Regions from separate parts of the Homo sapiens genome. Here regions 2 and 3 are each linked to region 1. The links are chromatin contacts, found by Hi-C or POLR2A ChIA-PET in ENCODE. All regions are on one chromosome and are shown on one strand. Each heading gives the region's core, a stretch centred on a gene start or an enhancer-like site at or near the end of the contact. The rest is flanking DNA. Distances are from core to core; before and after follow the strand shown. Region 1 overlaps LINC00299 (long intergenic non-protein coding RNA 299). Region 2 has its middle 41 kb from the start of LINC01814. Region 3 overlaps LOC105373411 (a long non-coding RNA gene).

What was found. Hi-C counts contacts between places; a loop is a spot of excess contacts on that map. ChIA-PET counts read pairs that join two places held with the same protein, here RNA polymerase II (POLR2A). Pooled maps may share reads with other maps.
Region 2: a loop to region 1 is called in a map of CD14-positive monocyte, with 2.4 times the contacts of the local background. The contact joins two enhancer-like sites. A Hi-C loop is called at or near these places in 4 of 168 maps with a recorded cell type or tissue (CD14-positive monocyte, GM12878, OCI-LY7 and 1 more), 25 of 37 single-sample maps with no recorded cell type and 13 of 50 pooled maps. POLR2A ChIA-PET finds 5 or more read pairs at or near these places in 2 of 52 experiments (OCI-LY7 and activated CD4-positive, alpha-beta memory T cell).
Region 3: a loop to region 1 is called in a map with no recorded cell type, with 5 times the contacts of the local background. The contact joins two enhancer-like sites. A Hi-C loop is called at or near these places in 13 of 37 single-sample maps with no recorded cell type and 7 of 50 pooled maps.

Annotation. Positions count from the first base shown.
Region 1 is chr2:8,227,980-8,231,463 of GRCh38, forward strand. All of the region lies in intron 7 of LINC00299 (long intergenic non-protein coding RNA 299), which reads right to left. Among named protein-coding and RNA genes, the nearest start is that of LINC00299, 99 kb to the right of the region's middle. RefSeq lists an enhancer at 1,890-2,069. Within about 2 kb of position 1,777, at least 12 of the 41 ENCODE cell types and tissues checked have a DNase peak (open chromatin) inside an H3K27ac peak, as active enhancers do; they include CD14-positive monocyte, GM12878 and OCI-LY7, where a contact is called at or near this core.
Region 2 is chr2:8,541,133-8,544,718 of GRCh38, forward strand. No RefSeq gene overlaps it. Among named protein-coding and RNA genes, the nearest start is that of LINC01814, 41 kb to the right of the region's middle. RefSeq lists enhancers at 2,262-2,311, 2,322-2,611, 2,586-3,092, 3,093-3,586, 3,262-3,321. Within about 2 kb of position 2,164, at least 27 of the 41 ENCODE cell types and tissues checked have a DNase peak (open chromatin) inside an H3K27ac peak, as active enhancers do; they include CD14-positive monocyte, GM12878 and OCI-LY7, where a contact is called at or near this core.
Region 3 is chr2:8,604,420-8,607,539 of GRCh38, forward strand. LOC105373411 (a long non-coding RNA gene) reads right to left here. Exons shown (of 3, transcript XR_001739274.1): 2 at 3,054-3,120. Among named protein-coding and RNA genes, the nearest start is that of LINC01814, 22 kb to the left of the region's middle. Within about 2 kb of position 1,377, at least 4 of the 41 ENCODE cell types and tissues checked have a DNase peak (open chromatin) inside an H3K27ac peak, as active enhancers do.

The sequences.
Region 1 (3,484 bases), core at 527-3,026:
GTGTTCTAAGAAATAACAAATTTTGGAAGCAAAATAAATCCTTAACTTGGCAACACTGACATGATTCTGTGTAGTTCTGTTAAAAATGCTGGGAGATCCAAGTGTTACATTATTGGAATAATACCCCAAGATATTCCTTAGCATTTTCCAATGTTTGAATATTTACTAGAGGCTACAGTTCTTTGTGAATACTTTAATAGGAGAAATGCAAAGATAAGACATCAATGTGGAATACTTCTACATGAAATCAGAAATTGATATGAAATTCAGATTAGCAAAAGTAAGATGGCTTTCGAAGGCAAAACCAAAATGAGGACCAGTAGACAAACTATTTTCACTGTTAAAATAGGAGACAAGCAACATGCCCCCTAATAATCAAATTGAGGGTGCTTTTGGAGGCACATTTATAATTCGACCAACTCGACATGAAATAGAAAAAAACTGTGTGCATCTTAGGTATTTGTTACAAAACATGGATCAAAACTATTGCACATGGCAACTGATGTTTTGAGTGTTTTAAAATGTTATTTTTAAGAATGGCAACTTTTAGATATTTAATATTTTGATAATATCTTTCCACTTTTAAATAATTTTTATTTGGCGTATATTTTGTGTTAAAGTTCTCTTAATGTTTTCTATTATGGAATGGTTCTATCAAAAAGAGATCACTCTTGCAGTTATGAAAATATTTCATCTTGTCAGCAATACATCACTTCATAATCATAATAAACCATGCATTTGCTATCATATATTTTGTTTGCAGAAAGTTTCTGAAAGTTTTATCATAGCACTATTAAAAATGATTTACTATTTATTAGTATGATCACTTATAATTAATTTAAAATATTTATATAAAATATTACTAAAAAATAAAGACTAACTTACAATTTCAGGGATTCCCTAGAATTCTCAGGAATTCCAGCTTCTTATTCTCAAGTCCCAAACATTAATATTTCTTGGGAGTGTGAAAACACTACGTACAATGGTGCTTATGTAGATCTTGTAATGTAGATTTTGGCAGACAGAAAGTACAAGTTTCGCCAAGTAACATTATCCAGCATCGTAATAAATGCTAATATGAAAAGGCAAGCAAACTTAATAAGATTTATAAAATGAAAGCCACATTGCTTTGATGATGTGATAACGTAAAGGTAAAATGTCTCTTCCAACTTGTAGTACTTCTTTAGAGCTAACTTTTATTTCACTTAGAAATGTGTGGAAGAGTTAATCCCTATAAATAGTAATAATTATTACTGAAGTAGAAACTTAAATCCTTTGAAATTTAGATTCTAAACTAACATGCATTCTTTAAATCATTTTACACATGGTATCCCTTGATATTGGTGGTGAGAAAAAAGAATGAAAACAAAGAAATAGAAAAGAGGCAGTTCTTATATAATCTCACAGAAAAATAGATTTCCTTGAAAACAGTTTTTGGAGAGAAGCCTTGGGTCTGAAATAATTCAATAAAATAAACATCCTCTGAGCTATTCCTAATTTATCTTTACTTGATGGTGGTTGCAGATTGGATTCTCCAGGAAGCAGATGCCCAGATGGAGGTTGAGAGTCGATTCGCTTTGTTAGAGACCGACACCTATTAAGCAAGAAAAGGGAGGACGCAGGATTGGGCAGGGTAGCTGGCAGAGAGCAACGACAAATGATGAAACAAAGTCTCTGCCAGGGAGATCCAAGGCTAAGGTTGTCTTTGAGAAGTCCCATGTGGGGCAGAGTCGGTTCTTTCTTGTTACCACAACTTTGCAGGGGCAACCGGTAGGGCCGCCCTGAGAACAGCATGACTCAGCAAAGCTGAGGCAAACCTCCAAGCAGCTGCAGCTGGAGACTATGAGTTAGCCACACTCTACGCCTCAGGAAGCAGGTCCTTTTCTTTCTCTTTCTTTCTTTTTCTTTCTTTCTTTCTTTTTTTTTAATTTGAGATCTTGCTCTGTCACCAGGCTAGAGTATAATGGCGCAATCATAGCTCACTGCAGCCTCAACTTCCAGGGCTCAAGTAATCCTCCCACCTCAGCCTCCTAAGTAGCTGGGACTACAAGTGTAAGCCACCATGCCCAGCTAATTTTAAAATTTAGCTATCTCACTGTGTTGCCCATTCTGGTCCTAAACTCCTGGGCTGAAGCAATCCTCCCATCTAGGTCTTCCAAAGTACTGAGATTATAGGTGTGAGCCACCGTGCCTAGCCAGCAAGTCCATTTTTTAAAGGGAATCTGAACAGCACATCTCTGCATCTGCCAGACAGTAAATAAGACCAAAAAGGCAACAACAAAAGGGGTCTTATGTTCTTCCTCATGAACAACAGAACCTCAGTAACCACTTGAAAAGTTCTTTAACAAGTATAATGTATATAGAAACTTTTTAGGAATTAGAACTACTTTTGATATGTGTGTCATAATAAAATAGTAGCAAATTGAAGTATAAATTATATTCTGGGATATTGATGGATTCCAATATATGTAAATTTCTTACTAAACCAGAAAAGTATAGGAATGTTGGCACTAGATTACTGACATTAATTGGTGTGCAGCAAATAAAACTATATATTTTCTCCATCTCTTCCTGGGGTCACCTTGTATTTGCAAAGGCTCACAATGAGATAATAGGCCAGATTTGTAAAAGGTACTCTCCGTTTTGGCCCAGGCAATTAAACAGAAACACAAAAACTGCCCCCACAATTGCCTAATTGCAGGTGCAATCAGTAACTGGCAGGTGCAATTAGACAGGAACCTCATTCAGGAGCTGTGAGTGACAGATTAGTCAATTATTCAATAGTAGACACAATGATTTTCACATGCAGTTTTGTATTCAAAGCTACTCATAGACTTTAAAATTGATAAATGATGGGTAAGACTCATGAAAAAAGTCTTTCCCAAACTAATTGTCTATCATTACCAAAGAAGAGACTGATTTGATTCTTGACCTCATCTATGAACTTGAGTCAACAAAAGAGAACAGTCCAATCCCTGGCTTAACCCAAATTTCTTAAGAATCCTTTGAAGAATGAGAAATTCAGGATCGTCTTAGACCTTCTAAGGCCTCTCCTCACCTTAGCAGATCTTTAATACTCTTTCTGTCAAAGCACATGACATTGGAGTCAATCTAAAACTTGCCCTGCATGAATCATTTATTCAGCAAAAATTGTGAAGAACCATCTCTGTATCAGGGACTGAGATATGAGTGATAGGACATGATCTCTGCCAAGAGGTAATGAGATGCAATAATTGAAGAGATGTGAGGGCAGAGACAGAAGAGAAGGAACCCCACCCCGCCTAGAGTAGACTGGCAGACTCCATGGGATAGGAGCAGGCATTGGACAGAGTCAAACAACAGGCTTCAATGCAAAGGGGTATATATTTATGTGAGAGTATAATCACCTGTCAATCATCAGGGATAAAATGCCATCTAATAATAGCATATTCCGTTTCACAAATTAAAATGAATAATTCTTCTTTAAAAGGATGATTCTACTACA
Region 2 (3,586 bases), core at 914-3,413, 310 kb after region 1:
GAGGGACATTTACAGACACTGTCAGATGAATTCTCAGAAAACCTTGGGGAGGAAATTGGAAAGCCCTGCCTGCCCCAGGCATGGCAGGCATACCAGGTTCCTGGCTAGTGAAGTGGTTTGCTCAGGAGTTTTTGCAGAACCAGAAAACTTAGATGGAGCCCCATTTTAGAGATGAGGAAACCGAGATAGAGGATGCTTCGGATGACAGTACTTTGGTGCCTGTGCCACGAATAGCACCCGGATCACCCTGGACCACCTGCCTTTGATGTGGCACGGCAGCTGCATACATTTTCCTGTGCAGGCACTTGGGTGGCCTGAGTTGCCTCCAAATTTGGACATCTGGCTGCTTCTTGGTGCCCCCACCTGAAACCCAATCCACCTCTTCCGAAGCCAGCAGATAGTGAATTGCTCAGTAAGAAAAAGGTCTGTGCAAAACAGGAGACTAGAAAGAAACCTCAGTGCCTCCAGGAACCTCACGTGAGCTCCGTTTGACTCTGCAGAAGCAAGTTCCTTGCTTTTAGAGGAGTGACTGTGGCTGGGCATCATCCAGACCTATGTGCAATTATTGGTCGAAGGCGTCTCTCCCGCTAGACGGAAGCGCTCAGAGAACCAGGCAGTGGAAGGTGCATGACTGGGAGGAATGAAGGATGGCCATCCTGAAGTGGAAGGTGTGTGACTGAGAGGAATGAAGGATGGCCGTCCTGAGGCTGCGCTCGAATGGAGGCTTATTTAACATGGAGCCTCGTGCAAAACACCCCGGAGCAGGCCCCTATAGGATTGAGATCGCTCCCTGTGATCTGCTGCTTCCCTCTCCAGTGGTTTTTATCTTTGAACAGAGCAAATCCTGGCTCCACTCAGACCTGCTCCGTGAGAGCCGAATGCAGTCACTGCACCTGGTCGGGGCTGAGGAGCTTCTCAGCCATTCCAACAAGGCCTGGTCATCGAAAAGCCATGATTTTCTTGCATTCTGGGCCTTGTGACTTCTTGAGACGGGAAAAATGAAGCGCTGTTCCACGATTTTGTTCTCAATCTAAAGGACCATTGCTTTGGAAAGTGGTCAGATTCTGCTTTTGGTTGATTTTAGGATCCAAAACTATGGCGATGGGAAAAAGGAAATGCATTTTAGGATTTCAGGTATTGTCTAAAATTTGCACATGATTATATCCTGCAATCTTAATGGTTCATGCGTCTCATGCTCAACCAAGAGCCTCTGCTGGCCTAAATGATCAAAGCATTTCCAGGAATTATTCAAGAAAAAAAAATCTGCTCCCGTCACTCACCGGCTGAAACCCCCTCAGTGGCTCCCACTGCCCTCAGATGCAGTCACCCTCCTTACTGAGCTTAGTGAGGGCTGCACTAAGCACTTTGCATTATTCTCTCATTGAAGTATCACAACAATCACAAAAGGAACTATCATTAAACCCATTGCATGGATGAGAAAACTGATCCTTAGAGAGGTCAGGGACTGGTTCAAGCTGACTGTGCTGTACAGTGTCAGAGCAGGGATGACCCCAAACCCACCAAGGCCATTCTTAGCACCCGCAATCTCCATGACCATCTCCTAACTCTCTCCCTCCCCCTCATCTATTTCCTACCCATGGATGAAACTGTTTGTGTCTCACCTACTACTACAGTGAGCCCCTTCTGCTTACCTCCCTGGGCCCCAGGCTGGCCCCACTGGGTGCTCCTGGCAGCAAAGTCCATGTCTGATTAGGGAACTTCTTATTAGGAGGCTTCCTTGTTTGCTTTACCCACCTTCTCCAGACTGGGACCCCTGGAGACAGAGCCCTTAGCTCCCGAGGCCAGGTGGTCCCTTGCTGTGCCCAGCACAGATCCTGGTGCCTGGGAGGAAGGCAGTAAATCTGTGTGAAGTGGGTCATTTCATTCTGCATTGGAGGATCATTTTCATGCTCCATAACCCACGGCTATCAATAAAATTAATATTAGCTTCCAGTAAAGTCTAGAGAGGTGCTTCTCACACTAGAGTAGGCAACAGGGCCACCCGGAGAGTCAGGTAAAACTCGGAGGCGCTGGCTCCAGAGGCCCAGACAGGTGAGGCTGTGTGGCTGGTCCTGCCCCCGCCTCTGAGGGGCACTGCTCGGCAGCCAGCAGCCCACCCCTGAGTGCAACACTCAGCAACCAAAGGCACCTGGCTGGGCGATGACTGACAGTGAGGCAGCTCCAAAACTCCCTTCCACAGCATTTACAAAACAGACACAAAGTTTTCTATTTGGAGGAGTCATTTGCTGCAATGGGGGTTTTCCCTTCGTTTTTGGAAATGCCATGAAATAAAATGTTAAGTGTGACTCCAGTATCCTAATCTGAGGCACAGACAACTCACCGCAGTTACACCTCAGAGAAAACATGGGGCTCCCCGGGAGAGGGGCCTCACTCAGCCTGGAGTTATGTTCTGACTTCTCAAAACATGAAACCATTTATATTGGCTCTGGCACATTCAAAAAAAAAAAATTCCCTTATGTCACATGCACGCGCGCGTGCACAGAGATCAGCTTTCGGTTCACAATGAGTGTGCCCCTGGGTCTTTTCTGTGTCTCACTCATTGAAGCCTGGGGGACCAGGCCCTGGGGGACCGACGGGGTGCCTCCGTCTGTGCTCCTTGTCCCTGTTGGCCAGAGCTGGTGAATCACCCGGCCCCAGCAGCCTGCGTCCTTTCCCAATTACCGTAGCTGTCAGAGCTGACTAAAAAACCAGTAGCAGCTGGCAGGAAATGGGTAAGAAAACTGACCACAGATAAACTGTAGGACTCTACAGAGCAGTGGCAGATAGACTCGGGGACAGGAAGTGGAGCTGTTAAGACTCGGCCCTCGCCTGCTCCCGGGCACCTCAGGGCCATCGAAGGGCGCGTGCACCTGAGATGCTGCGGTGCTCGCGTCACGCAATGACCCCGCAGCAGGCACCAGCCACGGCCCCCGAAGGGAAAGAAGCAGTCAGGAGTGGCGGAGAAGCACCCCCAAAAGCCCAGGCCTTTGAGACTCCTGCAAAGGCAGTGGTTCTGCTAGTCCAGGGGTGATGGAATCGCAGCCGGCAGAGCCTGCGCTGTTGAGGTCAAATGACCTGCTGGCCGTGCATTGCCTCACCCGGCTCCCTGAAGCCAAAATGACCAGCTCTCAGGCAGGGAGAGGCCACCACACATTGAGAACAGTGCTGGTGTTGAGGTGGGGAGGCGCTTCTCTGTGGAGTTACAGGTCCAGCGTTTTCAATACTCCCACCGCGTTTCAGCCAATGCCAAGGGCGGGCCCTTCAGAATCCCTAGTGAGGAGAAAGTATCAGCCAGGTGGCATGCTGGATCCTTCCATGCATCATCCCACTCCTGTTCACATACCCTAGGAGGCAGCTAAGACTATCCCCATTTTACGGATGTGCAAAGGGAGGCTCAGGATTAAATAGGCCTGGCCCTGGGTTCCACCACCTATCCACCTATGAGGGGCAGAGCCCAGATTCAAAGTCTGACTGGGGTCTCTGCCCCGACGACCTCTGCTCACAGCGTGCCGCTAGGTGCTGAGATGGGAAGAGGAGAGAAGGGGTCAGAGGAGAGAGGGGGAGTGAGCACAGTGGAGGAGGCTTG
Region 3 (3,120 bases), core at 127-2,626, 380 kb after region 1:
CCAATGAGATTATAATGAAGCTGAAAAGTTCCTGTCTCCTGGTGGTGATGCTATAGCTGTCATCATGGCATTAACCCAACACATTACTCACGTGTTTAATGTAAACAAACCTACTGCGCTACCAGTTGTATAAAAATCTAGCACATAGAATTGTGAATAGTACATAATACTTGATAATGATAATAAATGACTATTATCATAATATAGTATGTTGTACTAATTTATGTACTTACTATATGTTTTATCGTTATTTTAGAGTATACTGCTTCCACCTTTTTTTTTTTTTTTTTGAGACGGAGCCTCGCTCTGTCACCCAGACTGGAGGGCAGTGGTGCAATCTCGGCTCCCTGCAACCTCTGCCTCCCAGGTTCAAGCGATTCTCCTGCCTCAGCCTCCCAAGCAGCTGGGATTTTAGGCACCCGCCACCACGCCCAGCTAATTTTTGTGTTTTTACTAGAGAAAGGGTTTCACCAGGTTGGCCAAGTTGGTCTCAAACTCCTGACCTCAGGTGATCCACCCGCCTCGGCCTCCCAAAGTGCTGGGATTACAGGCCTGAGCCACCGCACCCTGCCTCCTTCTACTTATTAAAAAGCAAAAGTTAACTATAAAACAGCCCCAGGCAGGTCCATCAGGAGATATTTCAGAGGAAGGCATTGCTATCATACCAGATGACAGCTCCATGTGTGTTTCTGCCCCTGAAGACCTTCCAGTGGGACAAGATGTGGAGATGCAAGACAGTGATATTAATGATCCTGACCCTGGGTGGGCCTAGGATAATGTGTGTGTGTTTTAGCTTTTAACAAAAAAGTCAAATTTTTAAAAATTTTTAAATAGAAAAAAAACGTATAGAATAAGGATATAAAATATTTTTGTAGAGCTGTACATTGTGTCTGTGTTTTAAGCTGTTATTACAAAAAAGTCAAAAAGTTGAAAAAATAGAAAGTTTATTAAGTAAAAATGTTACAATAAGCTAAGGTTAATTTATTATTGAAGCAAGAAATTTTTTTTTATAAATTTAACATAGCTGAAGTGTACAGTGTTTACAAAGTCTACAGGAATGTACACTAATATCTAAGCCTTCACACTCACTCACCACTCACTCACTCACTCACCCAAAGCAACTTCCAGTCCTGCAAGCTCCATTCACGGTAAGCATCCTAGATGGGTGTACTAGGTTTTCATCTTTTATGCCATATTCTTACTGGACCTTTTCTATATTTATATAAACACTTATTCATACCATTGTGTGACAATTGCCTAAAGTATTCAGCAAAGTGACATGCTGTTCGGGTTTGAAGACAAGGAGCAATAGGCTACACCACATAGCCCAGGTGTGTAGCGGGCTCTGCCAAAGGTGTGTGTGACTGCTCTGGGACGGCCTCACCATGGCATCACCTAATGATGCATTTCTGAGAACGGATCCCCGTCGTTAAGTGATGCTAACTATACTTACGAGTACATTGTGATGAGTCATTATTTACAGGTCATTTTAAACCCAAACAGTGATTTACAGGGACTCTATCTCCTAGAACTTTTGAATTTCCTACAGACAGTCACAAGAAAAACATTAAGATGAACTTAGAGAACAAGCTGAGTGCTTTCTCCTTGCATTTCATAACAAAAGGCAATGTTCATAGGGGGATTTCAGATAGTGTGTTGATTTAGGGAGAAAAATCACATTGCTTGAAGAATTCAAATCAAACTATAGGTTCAAATACTCTACTACCTAATCAGAGATTTCTATTTACACCCAAATAGGAACGGTCAAACCTGAATTATTATTATTATTTATCATAAACCTAAAGTCCCGGCTTGAGTAATTCATAGGCACAAAGTGTGGCAGCTACAGTCGCCTATATGTCCCGCCAGTCACTAAAACAGGCACAGTTCTTCATCCACACGCCATTTCCTCTCTGCCCTTCTTTGTACCAAAGATCACTGTGTCCAAGAAAAGCATTCTCAGGAGGCCCGAAACTGTGCTGTGGGCAGAAAATCAGCTTTCTGAAACCCTGAAGCTACTACATGTTTGCTCTTGGTTGAAACTGTGCTCTGAAACCTCCCCGTAAAAGCTTCCACTGGGCCTGGGCCCTAGAGAAGGTGATAACATGTGGAGGACTGAGGCTTCTTCAGATGAGGGGAAACAGAGTCTGTGCAGGTAGACGACATCTGCTTCTCCCTAAGGCGCTGGGTTCTAACTCACTCTCCCTTCAGTTTAACCCAGAATGAGTCCCAGGAGCGAAGCCCTTGCTCCAGTCATCTTAACACCAAGATGACAGGGGGAAGATCAGAGGTGGGAGAGACAGTCAGGAGCCCTGTCCAAGAAGTGCCCTTGGTAGAGGGTCCTGCAGACCTTGGACCACCCGGGCATGACACCAGTCAGCGCCCCACAGGCAGCTCTAAAGGCCTGTGTTCTCTCTTGGGATGGGCTGAAACTCGTTGCACTGTCACTTTGCACACAGGTCCAAGCTTTATGCTACAAAGCAGCATGCAGACCAAGCCTGCCTCAAGTTCACGTGAAAGTCCCTCAGATTCATGAATACATCAACCCTGTCTAGGCCATTGCTTCAGGGACACTGAGAACAGATGAAACCAGGGGGTAGAGATTAAAAGACACCAAATTCCAACCTTCATCTTCGTCTCTGAGTCTGTCACTTAGGCCCAGAAAGTTAAATTCTCTGTTGCCCACAAACAAAATACTGAGTACCACTTCCTCCCCAGGATTAAGATGAGAAACGCTTTAAGGGAATCCCCGTAAAGCACAAAGCAAATCCATTTTATTTTAAGAGAGAAATTCCTAGCCGGGTGAGTCCAGGTTTTTGAGCCTCACGGCGACAAAGGCACATGGCAATTGCTTTCTCCACGTTTCTCCTCCCACCTTGCAGATGCCAAGCGTGGGATCCTCTCTCTCCCTGTTTAGCCCTTCCTCGTGTTTCCCAAGGAAGGACCTGCTCAAGCCCCACCGGCAATTGCACCTTGCATAGGAATCACCCGCAAAGGGCTTTGAGAAGGGACTCGGGCGGCAATGATGAACAGAGCACGGGGATGAGCCTCACCTCAGACACCCTCGCAGGGACCTCCAGCAAGTTCCTTCTCCCAGGCATCCTCAGTGTCCTCACCTGT